Regions from separate parts of the Homo sapiens genome. Here region 1 is linked to region 2. The links are chromatin loops, found by intact Hi-C in ENCODE. Cell type or tissue: Caco-2. All regions are shown on one strand. Each heading gives the region's core, and the rest is flanking DNA. Links, peaks and the distances in the headings are about the cores only. Region 1 has its middle 50 kb from the start of LINC02655. Region 2 has its middle 120 kb from the start of LINC02655.

Region 1 (12,306 bases), core at 1,366-9,365, 72 kb after region 2:
TAGCTATGATAAACATACAAGTGCAGGTGTCTTTGTGATATAATTATTTCTTTTCCTTTGGGTAAATACCCAGCAGTGAGATTTAAGGGTCAAATGGTAGTTCTATTTTCAGTTCTTTGAGAAATATCCACACTGTTTTCCATAGAGATTGTACTAATTTACATTCCCACCAACCACGTATAAGTGTTCCCTTTCCTCCTCATCCTCACCACCATCTTCTTTTTTTTTTTTTTTTTTTTTTTTTTTTAAATAATGGTTACCATTTCTGATCCCTCCAGTATTGCACCAGGGAGAGTTAAGAGAGCAGGGAAACTTCTCTTACAACAGTGTTGTGAGCACCGTGCCCGAAGACAGTGAGACAGAGGCTGTGTTCAGAAGCCCTGGTGCTCTAGTGGGGAGACTGCGAGAAGACAATGACAGGCAAATGTGGCCTCAGGCTTCACATCTGACCGTTACCTCTGCCACGCAACAAGATCCCCAAAAATGAACTGGAAAGAGGTTAAGTCGCCTTGGGGAAACTGTCATCTTTCTGAGCTTCAGTTGTCTCATGTTGAAAGTTCAAACGACTATGTAACCTTTTTCTGGGTGGGGGTCGGGGGCTTGAGGACTCAGTGAGCTGATAAAAGAAAACATTTTGGAAAATGCAGAGTATGAGGCCAGGCACGGTGGCTCACGCCTGTAATCCCAGCACTTTGGGAGGCTGAGGCAGGCTGATCACCTGAGCTCAGGAGTTAGAGACCAGCCTGGCCAACATGACAAAACCCCGTCTCTACTAAAAATACAAAAATTAGCTGGGCGTGGTGGCAGATGCCTGTAATCCCAGCTACTTGGGAGGCTGAGGCAGAAGAATCACTTGAACCCAGAAGGTGGAGGTTGCAGTGAGCTGAGATTGCGCCATTTCACTCCAGCCTGGGCGAAAGAGCAAGATTCAGTCTAAAAAAAAAAATGCAGTGTGGTAAAATGAGAGGGATTCAATATTTGAATAAATTATAGGTTCATACTTTATAGTTATTATTTATATCTTAATGGTCATGCTAGTTACATGACATCATTCTTCTAATATTATATATAAATCTCATCACAAACTGTATCTAATCTCCCAGTAAATCCTGCCAGCAATGACTTCAGAATATTTCAAAACTTCCTCCACCTCTCTCCACTCCAGCTGCCACCAGGGTCCAAGCCTCCATCCATGGCCTCCTCATGCCCTGCTATCTCCTCTGCCCAAGGTAGCCTTTTCTCAAAAGGTGATTTTTCTTTTAATTGTGGTAAAATAGATGACCGCTTTTCATGTTTTTTAGAGTTTTTATTGAGGTATAATTGGCAAATAAAAATTGTGTCTAGATATACAACTTGATATTTTGATACACATCTCCATTGTGAAATGATTACCACAATCAAACTAATTAACTTGTCCATCACCTCACATAGTTACCGTGTGTGTGTGTGTGTGTGTGTGTGTGTGTGTGTGTGTGACGAGAACACTTAAGGTCTATACTCTTGGTAAATTTCAGGTATACAATACAGTATTGTGAACTACAGTCTCCGTGCAGTACACGAAATCTCCAGAATTTATTCATCTTGCAAAACTGAAAGTTCATACTCTTTGACCAACATCTCTCCATTTTCCCCACCTCCCAACCACCATTCTACTCCCTGACTCTATGAGTTCGACTATTTCAGATTCTACCTATAAGTGAGATTATGCAGTATTTGTCTTTCTGTGTCTGGCTTATTTCACTTAACATAATGCCCTCCAGGTTCATCCATGTTGTCGCAAGCAGCAGGACTTTCTTCTTTTTAAAGGTTAACTCAGGATTTTAGTGCAGTAGCACTGGGATGAACCAGGAGATCTCACAGTGTGTCAGAAATAACTCCATCAAAGGTGGAGCATTTTTTCTCTGCCTAGATGCAGAGATTTTGGTCTTCCACTTTTTTTTCCAAGCATCCTAAATGAGCTGGCTCCAGTGTACAGAATACTATTCTCCTTACATCTGTATATGCTGGGGAATTTGCATATTCAAAAATTAAAAGAAATGAAAGAAACAGCAGCTAACAAATGCTAAAAGGCTACCCTGAAGGAGCTACCTTCCGGCCCACAAGAACTCCACCACAGCAGAATTTCTGTGCCTCACCTCTAACTCAATATTTCCTCGATGCCTCTTTATGGAAGTTAAAGTGGTCAGAAGCTGAGTGTGTGTGGATAGCGCTATTGATTTTTCGCTCCTTGGAGAAACCAGGCTGTCAAATTACAAGGCTACAAAACAGGCTAACTAGCTTGGCAGGGGTGCCCCCACCAACTCCACATGGCTCTTTCCCATCCTGTCTCTCACCACACTGGCTTGAAAGACCCCCGTTTCTCTGTCCTCTGCTGTGGACCTGCCAGACTCGGGAAGGCACCGGAGCTGCACCAACCAGCCCAGCGGTGGGTTTCTGCTGTTCTTATTTTTAGCCATGATGCTACTCCCAAAGAGAAAATAAAAGCAAATAAAATTTAGACTGTTGCAACTGATCTCCAGTCATTACAGAATGTTGCTACAGCAACCAACAGGGGCTTGACACTATCTTTCCTCCCCATACCTCCTCCACCTCATTTCTGTGACCCGGGAGCAGGACCATTCCAATGGCATCAGCACCATCTTCTGCGCAGGGCTTCTGTCCAACGTCTTTGAGAATGGAGCTACCCGGGGCCCAGCGCCAGGCAGGCAGCTCTGTGCATGTTGCCTGTTAACTGACACACCAGCCCCCCAGCCAACCTTGGTCCTAAGATGACAGATAAAGGAAGGTTAAGCAAGGAACTGATCACTGTTACGCACTTGAAAACAAACAGAGAAGGAAAGTAACCTCCAAAATGTTTTGAAAGAAAGTTTTACAGCCTGGATTTTTCCTACTTCCCTGTAAAGTGTTGGGAGACTCCTCAGTCACCTCTGCAGTGTAATCCAAGAAATCTGATTTTGGTGGCCCTGCCCCCTTCCCCTCCAGGCTCCTCAGGGACCTGATGTACCCTCACCCATCACCCTCACTCCATCTCACCAGGGACCTGTCTTCCTGTTCAGTCCAGTGCTGTCATGTTCTTTCCCTCTTAAGGATTCCAAAATGGACTGGTTAAAATATGCATGCTGAGTTGTGGGTGACAAATAGTAATGTATGAGCTTGCGGGAGGAAAGACTGAAGTTCTGTTCAGGTCAGCTCTGGGTCCCCTTGGGGGAGGAAAAACTGAAGTTCTGTTCAGGTCAGCTCTGGGTCCTGAGGTGACTGCACTGGGACCCCGGCCCCTCACACAGTCTCAAGTGTAATGACAATACCAATAATGAGAACAGGCCACATGAGATCCAACACACATGGGTACTAGCCAGAGGTCTCACAGAGGCACAGGCGAAACCCACATGCGTGTGAACACGAGCTGGTTAAATATCCAAACCCTCGACAGCTACTGGTGTGCATGCTTGATGGTGCCACAAAGGGAATAACTACAGAAAATGACTTCTAGGTAATAGGTAGCAAGTTCAGAGCTGTTCTATTTCCATCTGAAGCAAGGCCGCCTATAAAACCCTTCACACGCCAGCAGCTCAGAAAGAGGAAGGCATTTGTAACAGGCAGCTGCTGTGGCCATTCATTGCTGAGGGTGTACAGACAAAAAGCCTCCTCCGTGGCCTGAATCTCTGCAGCAAAAAATAGCCACAGAGAATGCTGGGCCTGCAGAAATGCAGTTCATGACAAAACACAGGCATGGGGACCAAGCGGCAGCCGGTGCTGGCCCACAACCAAGTTCTACACAGTCCTCCCACTTTCGCCTCAGATCCCTCTAGTCTCAGGGGAAATCCTTCCTGCAGGTTTGTCCCAGTTGCTCATCTTGTCTGCCTCAAATTCCTTCTCTCCTTTGAGGCTAAGACCTTGGAAAGTAAATCCATAAAGACTTGCTATTTCCACTGTCAGCTCTTCCTCATCCCTGGAGATCAGAGTCCAAGCATCAGCTTAGATGGAGGAAGGGAAGAAAAGAAAGCAGGTTGCCCATATCAAACATTACACCCATGAAGACTCTGACATGCCTCAGGAGGCCTGGATCCTCCCTTGTTCTGCCATTGATCCTCCTTGTGGCCTGGGTCAACCCCTTCCCTCTCTGATCCCTGGGTTCATCTGCTCGTACTCCACAGAGGCAGAGTTCACAGTTCCCTCCCAAATACATATGTGTCCTTAAGGCCAGGAACTATGTACTTTGGAAGATGATGCAAAATTAACGTGTGCTTAATGAAAAAAGTTACTGCTTTTTGAATAGTTCTAAATACTATAGGTATAAGTAACTGTTCCAAATGTATTGCACACATTGCTCAGTTAATTCTCATAGCATCTTGTGAGAAAGGTACTAATTTTGTTTTCGGTTTAGAAAACAGGAAGCAGGAATTTGAGACACAGAGAAGGCAAGTCACTTGCCCAAGGTCACGCAGCTTGGAGTGGTGGAATCATGACTCAAATTCAGGCAGTCTAGTGCAGGGCTACTCTTCACTGCCAGGGCTCTGCCGTTTCTGGAGACACATCCCACCACAGTGGGAATGCAGTAATATGCGGATGTCATTCAGTGCCAGCCTCCCCAGCTGCCCACCTCTCAGCTCCCTCAGACCAATGCAAATCAGGTGACTACAGGGTGGAAAAAAGACTAGGGCTGGGGCCCAGCCGGGCACATGGACACAGATATGCTGGTTGTGAAATTGATGAAATACTTCCAAGCTGGCTGACAAAAAGTCACTGCCCCAATCCACCTACCTGCTGGCCTGGCTGCCAAGCCCCTCCCTACTCCCTGCTCAGGATCCAGCCATTAAAGGGATGACCCTTGGCTTTAGATGGGGCCTCCAGGAGGCACCTACCTATGTGGCAGCTGCAGCCCACAGAGGTTGCTGCAGTGTGTCTGTCAGCCCCGCCCTGGCCCATGGCTCTTCCCAAGTCTGTCAGGTGTTCAGGGGTGACTACGGGGACTGGAGCCTCCAGTGTCCAGCTGAGCCTCTTTCCCTGCCCTCTCTGTGTGGGACCTGACTCCTGGCCAGCTCTGGCCTTTGGTCCCTGGTTTTCCCCCCAGGCTGGTGGTTGGCTGTGCTCCTGGGTGGCATGGTTCCTGCCTGTCCTTCCCTTGGAGCTAGACTCTATTCCTATTTCCCTTGCACGGATCCCGACGCGTAGCCCAGTCTGCCACTGGCACCCCCAGCTGAAGCCACAGCACTCACATCTCTCCCTTTCTTCTCCCCGACACATTGGCCCTTCCAAATTGCCTGGAGTTTCAGGCCTGGTGGCGTAAAGAGCAGCTCTCTCTCTCTGGGAAGGGGATGGGTATCCCTGTGGCCCTTGATTGGTGCCCTCCATCCACCAATATAGGCTGCCCCACTCCTCACTCCCTGCTAGAAGCTCTTTCCCCCATTTAAATCCCATTCGGCATTATTGGAAATCTACTGCATGCCCTGCATTAGTGTGACGTGACTTAGTTGAGAAAATTGCTGTATGCTCAGCTGATGGTAATAACAACCACTTAGCTCTAATAACTGCCTGTCAGACGCTGTCCCTAAGTGCTTTATATTTATTAAGTTAATCCTTACAGTAAACCCATGAGATAAGAATTGTTACCATCTCCATCTTACTGAAGAGGGCTCTGAGACACAGAGAGGTTAAGAAACTCACTGTATCACACAGCAAGTCATAGAAGTGTCTAGATTCAGATCCAGCCCCTGTACCTGCAACTGCCACACTATGGCTGACATGCTACCGTACAAAGGGATGACTATCAGGACAGGAAAGACCTTAGACATACCAATTCAAGTCCAAACAGGAATATTTAAGAAAATGTTTACAATTAATTGGTTTATCCCAAGACTTCCACATCTCAGGGGCAGCTTTGGAGCAAATGAAACTGACCAGCTGCTGGGGAACAGGCCCAGGTTTCCAGGGAGAATCTTCCTTTTTTGGCTACTAGGGGGCTTTCGCCCTGTTCCAGGGAGAGTTCCAGGCTGCTTGGGAGCAGAGCATTCTGGCTGGCCCCAGCCTTGCCCACCAGCCACCCCTGCCTGCCAGCAAGCCCAGGGCCACGCGGCAGCTTTATTCTCTCCAGCAGATGTGTGCGTAGAGGCCGTTTTCTAGGTGAGGACAAACACCCTGTTTCCCAGTCCCCCGGAGAGAAGATGCCGTGCTGGACAGGAGCCCTAGCAGTGCAGAGTCCCCTGCTGGGGACATGCAATTTGGGAAGAAGCCTAGGGCAGACGGTTTCTCCAGCCTCAGCCTGCTCTCCTCGGATACTCAGCTGCGCGGCGCCACCTGCTGGACAGACCGAAAGTCTCCTCTTTGGCGATGGCACCAGCAACCCTGGGCTTCCCTGAGGCCACCTCCCCTGGTCCCCCTCAAGTTCCTCCAACCCTAACCCTGGCCAGCAGGAAGGGGAGATCTTCGCCTTCCAAAGAAAGCTTGTGCCGTGGGCACTGGTCTCCGCATCTGGACATTTCACAGGATCAATCAGTAGCAGGATTGTTCATTTATTTATCTGCATTACTTGTCTTTGTTCTGATTCTCAGGGCTCTGACTTCTCCCAGGTCACTCTCATGTCACTCCTTGCTTAGGGATGCTAATTCTTTAAACTCTTTGAGCCTCAGTTTCCCCATCTATCAGGATGGTGCAGGGCTGTTATGAACAAGAGAAAGTGCCGACCTAGGTTATTGCACACCTGCCTAGATAGAGCCAGGTGCTGGGCTCACAGCATGGTGGCCCCGGGTGTCTGTAGATGTTCTCAAGCGCTCAGATGTTGCTAGAACATACCATTTCCTCTGGACAGGGTGTATATAAGCACTGAGCCCTTTTGAGATGAGGGTTCTGGACAGTTCCCGAACCCTCCTACCCATGGGATTCGAAGAGTGTGAGACTCAAATCAAAGCCCCAGCAAAATAACAAATTCCTACATAACAGTAACTCTCAGAGGAGTAAAATCAATAATATTCACATATTTTAACTCTCAGGAGTAAAATCAATAATATTCACATATTTAACACATATTTATTCACAGTTATTATACCTGAAATGCCCAGGTCTATTCTATTTCACTTAATAAATGTTATTTTTTCCTCTTTTTTGCTCCTTGTTCCCTCTAAGCCTATTCTTTCTTATCTGTTATGGGCTGAATTCATGTTTCATATGTTTTAATATGTGGATATGTGGAGATGAGGCATTTAAAGAGGTGATTAAGTTAAAATGAGGCCATTAGGATGTGCCTTAATCCAATATGACTAGTGTCTTAAAAGAGGAGGAAATGTGAGCACACAGAGACACCAGGGGTGTGTGTGCACAGAGAGAACCATGTGAGGACACAGGGAGAAGGGCTTCTGCAGGCCAACAGAGGCCCCAGGAGAAACCAACCCTGCTGACATCTTGATCACAGACTTCCAGTCTCCAGACCCATGAGAAAATAAATTTGTTATTTAAACCACCTAGTCTGTGGTGTTTTGTTATGGCAGCCCTGGCAAACTAATCTATCATCTTAGTATAATAAAGTCAGTTGCTGCTCAATGAAACAGGACTTTAGCCTACATGGAGGTCAGACAGGAAGCATGATTTTATAATAAAATCATGGGCCTGGATGTGGACTCACACTCACAGAGGGCAGAGCCTGGCATGAACCCACACATCTGGCTTCTCACCACAGTTCCAGGCACAGTGCTGGTCATTGGACCAAGTGGAATTGAATCGTCTACATTGCACAGTCTGGCAGGACCTGCCTGAGGCCCCTGCAAGGTCCCTGCTTGGATTTCTGCTTCTCTTCATCCTTGATAGAGAGTCACCAATTCCCCCTTGCAGAGAAAACTACTCATAAACCACAGTGCAGGGGTCAGGGAAGGGCAGGGTCATGTCTCTGTGGGGCTCTAAAGAGAGGCTGCAGTTTATGACTGTGTGAGATGTTTACAACAGACACATTTGTTTCTCAAACTGCTCTGGGGTTGCTGAAGTGAATTTCCTCTAAAGCTGGAAAGTGCCCATCCATCTGCTTGATGCAGCTTCTCTGGAGGCAAAGAGCAGAGACTCCGCAGCTGCAGTGGATTCCTAGCTGGAGAGGGAGGGCTGATCAATCAAGCCACAACTGGGATGGGTGCTGCAGGTGTCCCTCTACAGGTAAAGTGGCCATTTCTCTGAACCAAAATGCTATTAATTTTTTTAAAAAGGATAAAAAGAGGAAGGAAGGAGGGAAGGAAGGAAAGAGGGAGGGAAGGAAGTAAAGAAGGGAGGGAGGGAGGGGAGTCAGTTCTGAAATGTGAACTTATTTATATAGTTTACCAAAGATTTATAAAATCAATCATATTTTCAGTTTTAATACATTTTGTATTGAAAATAGTATAATTTCATTAAAACATACCAAAATCATTCAAAATCATATCTCATTTAAATCAAGAGTGCCAGGTCTGAGTGTATTAGTCCGTTCTCACACTGCTATGAAGAAATACCCGAGACTGGGTAATTTATAAAGAAAAGAGGTTTAACTGACTGACAGTTCCGCATTGCTGGAGAGGCCTCAGAAAACTTACAATCATGGCGGAAGGCAAAGAAGAGGCAGGCACCTTCTTCACGGGGCAGCAGGTCAGAACGAGGGCAAGCAGGGGAAATGCCAGATGCTTATAAAGCCATCAGACTCTCGTGAGATGAGAAGAGCATGGAGGAGACCACACCTATGATTCAATTACCTCCACCTGGTCCCGCCCTTGACCTGTGATGAGATTTTGGGTGGGGACACAGCCAAACCCTATCACTCAGCTTGAGCCTAAGCTGCATCCAGACCTATTTTGAAGACAGTGAACAGAGGAACAGGGGCTCCTCCTGGGCAGAGAGGGAACCAGGCAGAACAAGCTTGACCCAGGAACAGAGACGGTGCCCAGGGACCCAAGAGGGGTGATCACAAAGACACTGAGGAATCTGTCCTCAGGCCAGCCAATTCCTAAAGGGAACAAAAATTAAATCAGGTAGCAGCAGCCTTTCCCTTAAAAACGCAAAGACCCAGGCGTGGGCAGCACCTAGTTTGTCCTGAGGAGGCAGGTTAGACTCCAAGTATGAATGGATTTGTTTTCTGTGTACTTCCTCTCCCTTCTCACAGGTGCCCTGGGCCACCCCAAGCTGAAACAAGACTCCAAGACACAGATACTGACCTAGGTAAAACATGACCTGCAATGTGTTTTTACCAGGGCAAGTGCTTTTATTTGGTGACAGGGACAGAAAAGGAAAGTGAGGAAGGAGAAAAGTCTTTGCAGTGGGGAGAGGAAGAAAGACCAGGATGCAAAAGGATCGGGGCCCCCAGTGAAAGGGACCAAGCACAAGCTGTGCTGGAGGGCAACGCCCTCATCAACTCCATCCTGCAGCCAACAGCCTCAAATCAGTGTAAACCCCTGTGAACAAATGGTGGGGACTTGGACAACATTGATGGGGATGGGAACACAAAGAGAAAGCCTTGTCCCGGACCAACCGACATGGAATGTCCCTACAATCCAGGGCAATGGTGGGCCCAGTCCCAGTGTCAGTATCATATAGCCCTGGGAGCCAGCAGCAGAGGCAGCACCCATGCCATCGTGCTACAGTGCACTGCAGTGCCGGCCAGCATCAGGAGGCCCTCAGAGCACTAAGCAGGGTACCTGGCAGAAACCTACGGCCCCTGGTAGGAGAGGCTATTATGGTGAGAGCTGGAAGAAGCAGAGAAGCAGGAGGCTCTGGCAGAGGCAGCCACACAGCAGAAAATGGCCAGAAGCAGAGTCGCTTGTGAGCACGTGGGAGAGACACCCTGGAACTCCCAGGAGTGCCTGGACTAAGGAGGGAGGTCCAGGCCTGTGTAAGCCATGCAGACGGCTCCTGGCAGTGTAACCCCATTTGTGCCTCCAACCAGACTGGTGAGGACGGAACACCCTGGGAATAGAACTGGTCTAAGACATGGCTGAAAATGCAGCTCCCCGTTTGGGAAAACCCATCTGCCAAGGTTACGACAGATCTGATGGCAGGGAAACACAATAGCAGGCACATCATAAACTATGCAAATGAAAAAGCAATGTGCAATTTTTAATTCTAGGAAAATGAAAAGATGTACAAGAAGGAAAATGCAATTATAGCACCAACTTGACCCGCAGTGAACAATGTTTTTAATTAAGTTGAGAGGACCTGGGTGGATGAGGAGACTGAAATGAGATGGGGGCAGGAAATAGGCGAGCTGAGTCCACGTCAACCTGATGAGAAGTCAGTAGATAATTGCCAAAAACTGATAAGTTAAGAAGCAGCCGTCAAAACTTGTAATTCAGGGAAACAAAAAATGAACAGTAGAAGAAATAGCTAGAGAATTGAGAGAGGTTGTGTCCAGGGAGCAGGACTGAGTATGATGGGAGAGGGGGCAGCAGGGGCCTGTGAGGCCCTGTGTTCAGCTCTCAGAGTGATCTTGGACTTGTGAACTCCACGCTCTGGGTCTCAGCTTCCCCATTTTTATTATGATGGTGCTGTCGAAGTGACCACTGGTGGCTCACCAGCTCTGCAGTTGCAGGGCTCTGGGCAGGTGGTTATGTGGATGTATGCACAGTGGGTACTGCATGTGAGAATAAACACATTTTTCATGATCATAGTAACTGGGCTGTCACACAGCTGGGCCAGACCAGCCTCAGCACACATCTCAGAATGGCCTTCACACTCAGACACGCATGTGGTTTACTCAGTGCAGCCTGGGCCCTTCCTCAACTCAGCTGAAGAAAACTGTCCTGTCTCCAAGGCCAGCCTCAACCCACCTGCTCCGAGGCTGAGGGCCTGGCCACAGGAAGGCACCTCTGAAAGGGCATCTTGTTCCTACTGGAGTCAGGGAGCCACACTTGGCATGGGTTGCTCTTTACTGCAGGTGTAGACAATCATCCCAGCAGAGGGCACCCCCAGCACCCGAGGCCTCCCCGACCCCATCCTCCATATCCCATCCCTGCAAACGTGCCATGTTAGCCTCTGTCTGGTGAGCAAGACATAGATATAGAAAAATGAAGAATGAATGAATTGAATGAATACATACATACTCTAATAAACTGTGCATTGAATATCTTTGTTGTACACCAGAATTGAAGAACTTAAGGCAAGGAAGAGATACAAAGCAAGCAGAAACCAACATGCACATTCCACTCAGAGAGAACAAAAAGATCATAGTAACAGAGGCCTTGAGTTCCTTATAAAGGCTTCTTCTCAAAGTAAATCTGTTGTGGGGAAATAAGGAAAGTGTTGCCAAAGAAAGCAACTTGAGCTACTGTCAGGAAATCTTCCAGGGCCAGGTATCCAGCAAGGCCATAAGTCACCATGTGGCCAAATGGCCCTCTCTATTGTGCACTTGTATTGCAAGTCAGATGGGAAATGCTCCTGGAGATGCCAGTCATCTTAAGTCTGAAGCTCTAAGGAGGAAAGAGAAATAGCAGTGTCTAGCACCTTCTCTGCATTGCCAACTTTTTATATATTATCTTCTTTAATCCTGGCAATGGCCTCATGAAGTAGGAATCATTGCCCTGATTGCAAATGAGGAAACAGAACCTCTAAAAATCTTGTCTATCTTCCCCTGGTTTCCATTTCTTGTGAATGTCAAAGCTGAGATTCAACTCCAAGGCCAGATCATGGCAAGACACACTCTACTCCCTTACCTACTAACTTGAAAAAGACTTCTTTCACACACTTCCAGGGTGCTGGCCCTCATGACCTGCTGGGGAGAGACACTCGGTGTCAGAGCCCAAGAGGGAAGGAATGTGCCTTGCCTGTTTTCTCTGTGCCTAACTCCAGGAAAGGCTCAATACATTTTCCAAGCTGGGGAGTATAGATGGTCACAGTAATTTGTTGGTCAAGGAGGGTTGAGAGGAGAGTATGAGAGAGGAACCCAGGCAGATGTATTCCTTTTAGAAATGGGGTGTTCATCACATTTTGTTAATTCTGTCTTCCCTACCAAATGGTTCTGTCTCTTTTTTCCATTTATTTTAAATGCATTTAAACCAACTGATCATTTAACAATTTCTGTGGGTTTTCTGGTGTCTGTTTGGGGTTATTATTTTCATTTTGTTTTTGTTTGACAGTGTTGAATCATCAAAATATTGCAAAGCATTTTTCTGGCTCACTAATTGATAGACTCCTGCCTAATTGCCTGCTGTTTCATTTCTTCTTGTTAAAATGACACAAGGTTTTCAGTTCTGCTGCTTCCAAAAAATAAATGGTGCTGCTTGACTAGCCCTCCATCTGCGCCTCCACCAGGGTGACAGCACGTGCCACGAATCCCACAGATCACTGGCCCTGGGCAGAGGGTTGGGGTGG
Region 2 (12,306 bases), core at 2,801-10,800:
AAGGGGCAACCCTGTGAGAACACAGTGAGAAGACGACCAGCTGCAAGCCAAGGAGAGAGGCCTCAAAAGAAACCACAGCTATGGATATCTTGATTTTTGACATTTAGACTCCAGAACTGTGAGAAATAAATTTCTGTTCTCTAAGCCACCCAGCCTGTAGTATTTTGTTATGGCAGCACTAGTATACTAACACACCTAGGAACACTCAAATTTCAAAAAGCTCCTATAGTACTTCTCTCAAAAGAAAAATATATTTTAAAAATACGTATCAAGGGAAAAAAATCTTACTGTATCAACTCTAATTGTTTTTGGAAGATACCTTGGCTTCTTTACTTGAAAATAAAATAGCAAAAAATAAATTGTACACACAGATGTATATATCTGGGGATGTGTTTTATACTTATTAGAAAGAGATGTGCTCTTTCTCATAAAACATGGTGTGCTGTGATCCTTGCTAAATGCAAACCCTTGTCCCCAAAGCCATCTATGAGACCCTGTCATGCAATGATCTCTGAAACTTTTGCTTGCAAGAAAATGAGGTCACATCATCCATCATACCACCAGTGAGAAAATCTTTTCCACAGTGTCCTTGACAATGTGGATGATCTCCGAGAGCATACAGGTGCCCAAACATGGGACAGTTTTATGCACTGACAGAATTCCAGTTTTTGAAAAGTTCATCCTGATGTTTAGCTTAAACCTACATCCATTATTCCAAATTCCACCTTCAGATTTGCACTGAAAATGTTTACCCCTCCTTCATGTCCAGTGCCCCGGGTCTTCACATCTACTGCCTACCTTCCTTCAAGTACACTCTCCTTTGACTCTGTCCTACCTCTGGTAGTGTCCACAAAGTCAACACTCTATCTCCCCTAAAGTCCTCTAACAAAAAGGGAGCATGAGATCAACTTCTGGCATGACCACATGAGGAGCTCAGCTGACCTGTTCCTTAGTGAAACTATTGAAATTGTATACACACACAGAATTTGAAGCCCCTGGAAGTGGGCCTGATAGCAAGCAGCAAATGAAAACACATCTATTCAAGAAAACCTAAGGAAATTCTGTAACAAAGGCAAGTCTGTGCCTAAATTAAGAAAAAAAAAAAAAAAAGAAGAAGAAGATCCCAAATCGATAACCTAACTTTCCAATGTAAGATACTGGAAAAAGAAGAGCAAAGTAAGTTTAAGCAGGCAGATTGAAGGAAACAAAGATTAGAGCAGAAGTTAATGAAACAGAGAATTGGAAAACAACAGAGAAAATCAATGAAAACAAAAGCCAATTCCTTGAAAAGATCAACAAAAATAGCAAACTTAAGCTAGATTGGCCAAGGGAAAAAGAAAAGACTCAAATTAATAACAACAAAAACAAAAGAGGGACATTAAATGACCTAACAGAAATAAAAAAGACTATAAAGGAATACTATGAACAATGTATGCCAACAAATCAGATAAATTAGATGAGATGGACAGATATTTTAAAAGATGCAAACTACTGAAACTGACTCAAGAAGAAAGAGATTATATAAATAGACTTGTAATAAGTAAAGAGATTGAATCAGTAATCAAAAAACTACCCACAAAGAAGCACCTTCTGTTCTTCCAAACCCTGGGCCAGGCCTACACTGATGAAGAATTTGATGAACTATGTTTTCAATTTGGTCTGGAAGTTGATGACATTACTTTTGAGAAGGAAATAAGTAATGAACAAGATAATGTAAAGGCAGAAGGGACTTCTAATGTTCTTTGCAAAATTGACATCTCTGTCAATAGATATGACTTCATGTATCTGGAAGGATTGATTTGAGGACTTCAGGTCTTCAAAGAAAGGATAAAGGCTCTGGCATATAAACAGGTAATGCCTAATGGAAAAATCCAGAAATTGATTATCACAGAAAAGATAGTTAAGGTATGCCCTTTACAGTAGCAGCAGTTCTCCAAAATCTAAAGCTTACTAAAGATCAATATGACAGCTTCATTGAACATCAGGAGAAATTGCATCAGGATATTTGCTGGAAAAGAGCATTGGTTGCTACTGGAACCCATTGGACACTTTGTCACCCATTTACTTGTACTGTGCAAAGTGTCCTTTAGATATCAAGTGCAAGCCCTAAATAAGGCCAAGGAGTATACAGTCTGTGAGCCGATGAACATGTACAAGACTGACAACCACCTTAAACACTATTAACATGTCATTGGAAATAAACCCCTGTACCCAGTTATCTATGATAGCAAGGGTGTCGTCCTTTCAATGCCTTCCATCACCAATGAGGATGACTCCAAAATTAAATACTAGAAAGGTATTTATCAAATGCACAGGAAGTGACTTTACTAAGGCAAAAAGAGTTCTTGATATTATCTTGACACCATTTTCAGTGACTATATTGAGAACCAATTTACAATCGAAGCAACTGAGGTAATTTTCCTAATGGAAAAGCATATACTTTTCCAAAACTAGCTTACCAAAAGGAGATAGTGAGGCTGGGCATGGTAGCTCACACCTGTAATCCCAGCACTTTGGGAAGCTGAGGTGGGAAGATCGCTTGAGTCCAGGGGTTCAAGACCAGCCTGGGCAACATAGTGAGATCCCATCTTTATAAAAATATTTTTAATTAAAAATTGTTCAAAAAGATATAGTGAAAGCTGATTTCGTTAACAAAAAAAAAAAAAAAAAGAAATCAGAGAAACTCCAGAAAATCTTGCCTAGCTTCTGACCAGGATGTATTTGAAGTCCAAAGTCATCGGCAATGGGAATCACACTGAGAATAAAATCCCTCTGACCACAGCTGACATTATCCATGCATGTGATATTGTAGAAGATGCAGCTATTGCTTATGGATATAACAATATTCAGATGACTCTCCCATAAACACCACAGCTAATCAATTTCCTCTTAATAAGCTCAAAAAATTTATCAGACATGACATGGTAGCTGAATCCATGGTAGACATGGATTCACTGAAGCACTCATCTTTGCTCTCTGCTCCAAGAGGATATTTCTGATAAACTTGTTTTGGATTATCTCTGCAACAAAAGCAGTCCACATAAGTAAAACTAAAACAGCTCAATTACGCGCAGCATTCATTACCCTTCTTGGTGCTCTGAAGACCATAGAAACAAATCAGAAGATGCTCCTTCCTCTAAAACTATTTGAAATCTCTAACATTGTAATAAAAGATTCTAGCAGAGATGTAGGTACAAAAAACTATGGGCATCTCTTTGCTGTTTATTACGACAAGAATCCTGGGTTTAAGGTCATCCATATGCATCTGGACGGAATTACACAGCTGTGCAATGTACCTCCTGTTGAAAATAAAGGGGGATATGTGATCAAATCATCAAAAGGAACCGCTTTCTTCCCTGGGCAATGCACAGAGATCTTTGCCAGGAGTCAAAATGTCAGGAAGCTTGGAGTCCTTCATCCTGATGTTATCACCAAATTTGAGCTGACCATTCCCTGTTCCTCCCTGGAAATCAATATTGAGCCCTTTTTGTGAAGATAGGTCCTTGTTGTGTGATTCTCTTCCCAAGTATCCCTTTCTCCTCCCCTGATGTCCTTTAGTCCTACTCCACAGAAAACATTCATGTGTGCTTTCATGTTTAGTAAAGTCAAAAACAAAACAACAACAAAAAACCTATCCACAAAGAAAAGCCCAAACCCATACGGCTTCACTGGCGAATTCTGCCAAATATTTACAGAAGAATTTATACTAATTTTTCACAAACTCTTCCAAAAAGCAGCAGAGAGCACTTCCCAGATTATTTTATGAGGCCAGTATTAACCTGATACCAAAACCAGGTGGAAAAAAATGACAAGAAAACTATAGACTAATATCTCTTATAAATATAGATGTAAAATGTCCCAACAAAATACTAATAAATCAGATCCAGAAGCATATTAAAAGGATTATATTCCATTACCATGTGGAATTTATCCCAGGAATGCAAGGTTGATTCAACATCTGAAAATTAATTTAATACATTATATCAATACAATAAAAAATAAAATTATCTAATCATTCCAATAAATGAAAAAAAAGATTTGACAATATCTGATGCCCATTCATAATAAAAACTAATAAACTAGGAATAGAAGGGAATTGTCTCAACATAATGAAGGGCTTCTGAAAAACCAGTAGTTAACATCATGTTCACTGATGAAAAACTGGATGTTTTCCCCTCTAAGAGCAGGAACAAGACAAGGATGTCTGCTCTTACTACTTCTGTTCAACATTGTACTAGAGGTTCTAGTCAGGCCAATTAGGAAAGAAAAAGAAAAGACATCCAGGTATGAAAGGAAGAAGTAAAACTATCTCTGCTCTCAGATGACATTATCTGATGTTATAAATAGAAAATGCTAAGGAATCCATTAAAAAAATACTATAATAAACAAGTTTAGCAAGGTTGCAAGATATAAGATCAATATACAGAAATCAATTATACAATTGTATTTTGTACATTTGCAAATGAGCAACCTAAAAATGAAATTAAGAAAACAATTCCATTCAAAATAACATCAATAAGAATAAAATACTTCGAAATAAATTTAACAAAAGAAGTTCAAAACTCTGAAGACTACAAAACATTACTGACATTAAATAAGTGGAAAAACATCACATCTTCATGCATCAGAAGACAACATGATGCCAATACTCCCTAAATTGATACAGAGATTCAGTGTAATCACTACCAGAATCCCAACTGAATTCTTTGTGGAGATTAGTTAGCTGATTATCAAATTCATATAGAACTTAAGGAACCAAGAATAGTTAAATAGTCCTGAAAATAAAAAAAAAAAAGGATTCATACTTTCTGATTTCAAACTTTTTTCTTTTTCTTTTTTTTTTTTTTTTTGAGTCAGAATCTTGCTCTGTCGCCAGGCTGGAGTACAGTGGCGCGATCTCGGCTCACTGCAACCTCTGCCTCCCAGGTTCAAGCGATTCTCCTGCCTCAGCCTCCCGAGTAGCTGCGACTGCAGGTATGCACCACCATGCCCAGTTAATTTTTGTGGGTTTTGTTTTGTTTTGTTTTTTAGATGGAGTTTTGCTCTTGTTGCACAGGCTGGAGTGCAATGGTGTGATCTTGGCTCACTGCAATCTCCGCCTCCCCGGTTCAAGTGATTCTCCTGCCTCAGCCTCCCGAGTAGCTGGGATTACAGGCATGCACCATCACACCTGACTAATTTTGTATTTTTAGTAGAGATGGGGTTTCTCCATGTTGGTCAGGCTGGTCTCAAACTCCCAACCTCAGGTGATCCGCCCACCTCAGCCTCCCAAAGTGCTGGGATTACAGGCGTGAGCCACTGCGCCTGGCCAATTTTTGTGTTTTTAGTAGAGACGGGGTTTACCATCTTGGCCAGGATGGTCTCGATCTCTTGACCTTGTCATCCACCCACCTCAGCCTCCCAAAGTGCTGGGATTACAGGCAAAACTTTCTACAAAAGAATGGTAATCAAGATATTGTGGTACTGGCATAAAGATAGACATGAATCAAAGGAATAGAACTGTCAGTCCAGAAATAAAACCATACATCTATAGTCAACTGATTTCAACAAGAGTGCTAAAACCATTCAAAGAGGAAAGAATAGACTTTTCAACACATAGTGCTGGGACAAATGGATATTCACATACACAAAAATTAACCTGGGCTCTTCCTTCACACCATATACAGTATTAACTCAAAATGGATCAAACATTTAAATGTAAGAGTTCAAACTATAAAACTCTTAGGGGAAAACACAGGAGTAAATTGTATGTCTTCATGACCTTGGGCTTGGCAATGGATTTTTACATATGGCATCCAAAGCATGAGCAACAAAAGGAAGTAAAGTAGCTTTCCACAAAATTTTAAACCATGTGCTTCAAAGGACACCACACGAAAACCCACAGAATGGGAGAAAATATTTGCAAATCACATGTCTAAGAGACTTATCTCTGGAATACATTCTTTAAACTCTCACATCTCAAAAGCAAACAGTCTAGCTAAATAATGGGCAAAGGATCTGACTAGACTTTTTTTTTCAGAGAAGATATACAAATAACCAATAAGCACATGAAAAGATGCTCACATCAGTCCTCAAGGAAGTAAAAGTTAAAACCACCATGAGATACGACTTCATAACTCCTAGGATGGCTCAATCAAAATGTTATATGATAACAAGTGCTTGCAAGAATGTTGAGAAATGGGAACACTTACACACTGCTAGTGGGGATGTAAAATGGTGAAGACACTTTGGAAAACAATCTAGCAGCTCCTCAAACATAAAGTTGTTATATGACCCAGTAATTTCACTCCAAAGTATTTAGCCAAGAGAAATGAGAACATATGTGCACACAAAACTGTGTACAGAAATATGAAAAGCAGTATTATTCACAATAGCCAAAAGGTAGAACCAACCCAAATGTCCACCAACTAATAAAGATATACCATACACTAGAATATTATTCAGCCATAAAAAGGAAGGAAACACTGACACATGTTACATCTTAGATGAACCTTGTAAACATTATGCTAAGTGAAAGAATCCCCTCACTAAAGTCCACATATTATACAATTTCATTCCTATGAAAATCTAGTACAGGGAAATCTACAAACACATAAAGTAGATTAGTTCTAGCTTAGTGTTGGGGTAGATGGGGAATACAAGGGTGATAACTAAAGGGTAGAGAGTTTCTTTTTGACATGATGAAAGTATTCTAAAGTGTTCTGTGAGGCTGGGCACAGTGGTTCATGCCTGTAATCCCAGTGCCTTGGGAGGCCAAGGAAGGAGGATTGCTTGATGACAGGAGTTTGAGACAAGCCTGGCAACATGGCAAGACCCCATCTCTATGAAAAATTTAAACATTACTCAGTCATAGTGGTGCGTGCCTGTGGTCCCAGCTACTTGGTTGGGGTTGGGGTGATGGGCTGAGGTGGGAGGATTGCTTGAGCCTGGGAGGTTGAGGCTGCGGTGAGCCATGATCGTATCACTGCACTCCAGCCTGGGTGACAAAGCAGAACCTTGTCTCTAAAAATATATATATATATTTTTAAAAAAAGGGCACTGTGGTGATAGTTGTACATATATGTGAATATAGTAAAAAAAAATAAATTGTACACTTTTAGTGTGTAAATCATATGGTATTTAAATATTTTAATAGACTATTTTTTTGAAAAAATGAAACATCCTGATATCAAAAGAAACTGTTCTTAGTTTTAAACCTTCCAAAATTTTTCTATATGGGATATTCAACAACACATTGAACAGTAATCTCAATTTAACCCCAAAATAAGGCTTCCCCAAGCATTTGACTGGACATGTAGAGCTTAATTATGAATTCCTACTAGATGTACAATGCTCCATCCCTGCCATGGTCTATTCAAAAACTGCTAGCTGTGGGACCAGGTCTGCGGTACTTTGTGGCACCTCCAATTAACAGACAGGAGATCCAGCCCCTGTCTTTATCTCCACCACTCAGTCACGCATTCCTGGGCTTCAGTTTCCTCATCCGTGCATCTGGCATGCTAGCCCTCGCCCTAACAAGTTCCACAGTTGGTTGTGAGGATCAAATGAGATAACGAAAGGCACTTTGAAAAGATGAAAGCATTATAATAACAAGACATTATTCCTTAGCACTCCCTGCAAGACGCTTTAGCAACTACCGCGCTGGGGAGAGATTAAGTACACATAAGGTAAAAAGGAAACTTTACCTAGTGTTTTCAACCAAATTCAAAAAGTGTTTTACGTTAATTAAGGTTTCAAGTTGATAAACTAGTACGTCATTTGAATATTTCCATCAGTCCTATAAAGTAAGAAATGATGTCACAGCCTTTTTCAGAGGACTGAATATTTTCCAAGTAACATATCTCATGGATACAGGGCAGAAAAGTAGTAAGAATTATCAAATTCCATCTTTCTTTTTTAATATAATAATACCCAAAAAGCCTTTAAAATCAAAAAATAATCTTTGTCACACTTTGAACATACTTAGCATTCCTTTTAAAGCATTTTCCCTGCTGGCAATGGATTTTGGGTTGCAGTGCCTTAAGCAGAAAAAGCAAGTCCAAAGAGAAAAGAAAAAAACAAAAAAAACAAGGAAACAAGCATGAAGCATCAGTTGTAAGCAAGCACTTTACAAAGGGAATGAAAAAGGAGGTCTGGCAGTCTCGCCTTCAGGGTTCCTCCCTAGAAGGATCTGGCCATTTATGCTGCTACATTAATTCATGACAGGAGAGGGAGCCAAGTTCTCCAACTATGGTTCTCAGTATTAAAAATATTTCTATTGTCCAAGTAATTTTACATATATTATCCCTTTTGATCACCACAATAAAAGAGAAGCAATGTTTTTCCTATTCATGAATTGCAGAACAAGGAATAGCATCCAGCACTCCAATTCTTTACCTCTCTGTAATGTCCTATGCCCTGCACAGAGAGCTGAGGGCTCCCACCCCTGCACTGAGACTTGGCCAACAATGCTGGCTTGGCTTCTGCTTGCCTAAGCCAATCCCTAGGTCGACCCAGCACTGCTTTGAGTTCCTATCTGAAGACTTGCTCAAGGCTGTCAAAAGAATTTACCTTTTGATCTAGCCAACACCTGATGATAGGCCACTGATACTCCCACTTTACTGGAGCATTTACTAAAAAAAAATAGCTTACAATTGTAAATCCTCCCTCTGTCCCTTTGAGATACAGATGGTCCGCGACCTACGATGGTTCAATCTGTGATTTTTTGGCTTGGCAATGGTGTGAAGGTGATACACATTCAGAGAAACTGTACTTCAGAATGGTGCAACCATTCTGTTCTTCACTTTCAGTACAGCATTCAATAAATTACGTGAGATATTCAACACTTTATTATAAAATAGGCCTTGTGTTAGATGATTTCACCCAATGGTAGGCTAATGTAAGTCTTCTGAGCACACTTAAGGTTGATTGGGCTAAGCTATGATGTTTTGTAAGGTGTATTAAGTGTATTTTTGACTTATAATATTTTCAATTTACAATGGGTTTATTGAGACAAAACACCAAAGTAAGTTGAAGAGCATCTGTATCTCCTGTAACTTAAGTGTGTCCTTCTCAAGGACCTGAAAACTATTTCTTTGAAATGTAATTATCAAGAAAAATGGAGCTTCTGTCCCCCAGTCTCTGGAGGAGGATAGAATCCTAACTTCAGTAATTTCCAGCAAGCAAACACAGCTGGCCTCATCATATTTACACTGACTAACCCTCTTAGCCCTTTTTTTTCACTTCCCTGACACTACTGAGCCCTTGCTTGCTCCCACTCCCTGTTCCCTCATTCTCCCTTTAAATAGCCCAGTCGCCTCTGTACAAATTTGAACAGAGCTCAGCTCTTCCCGCTATTGTCAGTTTTACTGAATAAAGTAGTTTTTATCACTTTTAACTAATGTCCAGCTTTGTTTCTCTTTGACAACACAGAGGTAAAAGTGGTCAAATCCTGTCAGCTCTCCTCTTCATTGTGTCTTGAATCTGACCCAAGTCACCAACTCTGCCCTTCCTCTCTTTGCACCCCCACCAACCAATACCCACCCCCAATATTGAGGGCTTCCCATCTCTCCCAGTGGACAAACCTCCTTTAAATCTCTCTCTGCCTCAAATCTCCACCCTCCCAGGCAATCTCCTATGCATTTCCTCCCAAAGTGTATGTTGCATCATATCTCCCTCTCTTCAAAATCATCTGTGGTGTTGACAAGCTAATTAGCATTTAATACTCTGCACTGGCTGTTCTAAGCCTCAATTTCATTTATATCTCTGAGCTAATCTGCCAAGGGAAGGCAGGGACAGGAAGAAGCAAGTCTTTCACAAACTTCCACAGGGCTCAGAGTGTGACAGCATGGGGGGTTGTGAAAAACATGTGGCCCAGCCATTCGCAGAAAGCCTCAGCCCTGTCCCAGCCATTGCCTGAAACTGTCCCATGAAAAAGAGCCATTATCTCCTTAAACAACGCAGCAAATCAGCAAATCCTGCCTCACAGAGGCTAGAATTTGTCATTCTGCATCCTTTACTCTTTGGGCTAGCACAAAACAAAATAAACACCAAAATTAATGACACTGACAACCAGTATTTATTGAGTGCCTTCTCTGAACCATGTGTCTTCCTAAATGCTTACCTGTATTTTCCCATTTAATCTTCATATAATAACCATGAGGTGGGTATTATTATTCTCATTTAACAGATGAAGAAATTGAAGCTTAACATGGATCTGCATCTTATCCTATGTATTTTTTCGTTTGTAAATCTGCTGCTGTTACCCATTTCTCTGAATGTTTTTAAGGAGCAGCAGAGTTACAAAACAGAAAACACATACCCGTAAGTGGTGAGGCTGGGACCTGAATCCAGGTCCCTGTGCCCCCCAGAGCTTCTTAACTACTGCACATGCTGACAAATATCATAAGGGTTTTAAACAGCTGCCATTCAACTTATGGTCTTCAGGCCATTTCTCATAACACATGGGCTGCATTCCTTTTTGTCATCCTAGGCATTTTCCTCCAAATGTGGGCTAGTAAATCTAGAATGGAATAAAAATAGCACTCTAAGGAAGGTCTGGGTAGGTCAGAGTGGAGTGGGACTGCCCATCACCTCTCTCAGTTCATCAAGGTAAATTTCAAATAGATTAAAGAGTTCAATATTTTCTCAAAAAAATCAATGAAAAACAAGAAAACAGAATGACAAATTTTTTTAAGCCCTGAAAGAAAGATTATTTTCTCAACCTAGCAGTAATACAGTTCTTGTGTTTTCTGTGTTACAAAGGACAATATTGAAGGATTTGACTACAAAAAAATTAAAACCTCTGAACATAAAAAGTAACTAAAATATAAACACAAACAGCAAACTGAAATAATGTTTGCAGGATATGTGACAAGGGTAAATAACCTTATTAAACAAAGAGTGTGCGCCAATAGATATGAAAAACATTAAGGTAAATGGGTATCAGCAGGAGATTTACAAAAGAGAAAATACAACCTGTAACTAACATGTTGGGAAAAAGTTCAGCCTTACGAGAAACAAAGAAATGTAAATAGCAAGCTCCTGGTTTTCTTCTAATAATTAGCAAAAGATTAAGAAAAGATGTTCAATTCTCTTAGCAGATGTGACAAAACCATTAGCAGATGTGAAAACCAGTAGTCTTCTACTTTTTCTACAGGCAGTATACACTGGTAGAGACTTCCGGGAAAACAAAATTGGCAATAAATTTCACAGCTATGTTTTTAAGTGTTACAGTTAGGCTACTTCCCATTTTTGTAGTAATATAAAATACAAAAAGAGCTAAAAGGATAAGATAATTATAGTAGCTCAAGTTGGAAGTATTCAAAGATTACAGTAATAGGAGCATATCCATGTGATTTGTGCTATGTAGGTTACATCCACTTTATAAATTACTATTTTATAATGTAAAATAGCATGTGTATGCTTTCTCACATTAAAATATGTATTGCATTCTATGAAAAGGCAGCATGAATATGCACACTGTCTATAACTATGCACAAACATTCATCCAAAAAAATAGGTGGGGCTAGGGAAGCATGATAAAGATTGCTGAGTCAGCCATTGGTGTTCACGTGTAACTAGGATTTTGTCTCATTTTGCCAACTTACATGCATATATATATATATATATATATATACATATATACACAATTTTATGCTATCTATCAATATTTCTCTTAAATTTTGGTTTATTATGCATGTTTTACTTGAAAATCTTTTATTAATATTGTTTGAAAACCTTAAAAAACATAAGCACAAAAAGAAACACCTTGAAATCGTAACTCTAAATCATTCTAACTATTGTAAACAGCTTGATATGCAACTTTCAGTACTTTTCAGTAATAATGGTAATTGCAATAATAGTTGACCTTTGTATGTCATTTACTCTGTGCCAGGCACTGTTCAAAGTTCTTGATGTGTATTAACTCACTAATTTCTCACAAAAATCTTATGAAGTAGTTCTATCATCATCCCCATCTTACAGATAAGAAAACTGAATTATAAATAAGTTATTGGCTGAAAATACACATAGTATTACTGAAAATTACTAGATATTAGTAGGGCTAAAATTCCAAATATTTTGATCATTTGTATGTCATTATTTATTATTATTATTCTACATCCCAGTTAATGATTTATACAATCGTTAGAAAGTAAAAGTTAATTAATGAGCAATGACTCATTATCCAATCCATTGTTTTGGACCATTTACAATTTTCCAGTTTCCTGACAGTATAAAAATAATGGTAAGTGTTTACATCTATAAACAAATTTTTACACATTAGCAATCAATTTCTCAGAATGAAATTCTGAAAGAAATATTGCT

Evidence for each region. Hi-C counts contacts between places; a loop is a spot of excess contacts. Peaks named below come from ENCODE experiments on the same cell type or tissue, not always from the same donor. Only the 100,000 strongest peaks of a DNase experiment are listed, where the experiment ranks them.
Region 1: it touches region 2 in a loop (3.0-fold over the local background); 3 of 110 quality-filtered maps call a loop at or near these places.

The regions. Positions count from the first base shown.
Region 1 is chr10:80,693,684-80,705,989 of GRCh38, reverse strand. No RefSeq gene overlaps it. Among named protein-coding and RNA genes, the nearest start is that of LINC02655, 50 kb to the right of the region's middle. RefSeq lists enhancers at 5,984-6,243, 6,050-6,575. In Caco-2, for the core only: a CTCF peak has its summit at 6,252 (motif pointing left); a DNase peak (open chromatin) is centred at 6,259.
Region 2 is chr10:80,767,352-80,779,657 of GRCh38, reverse strand. It overlaps the pseudogene FARSBP1. Among named protein-coding and RNA genes, the nearest start is that of LINC02655, 120 kb to the right of the region's middle. In Caco-2, for the core only: no CTCF peak of the experiment used is centred there; DNase peaks (open chromatin) are centred at 7,477 and 8,477.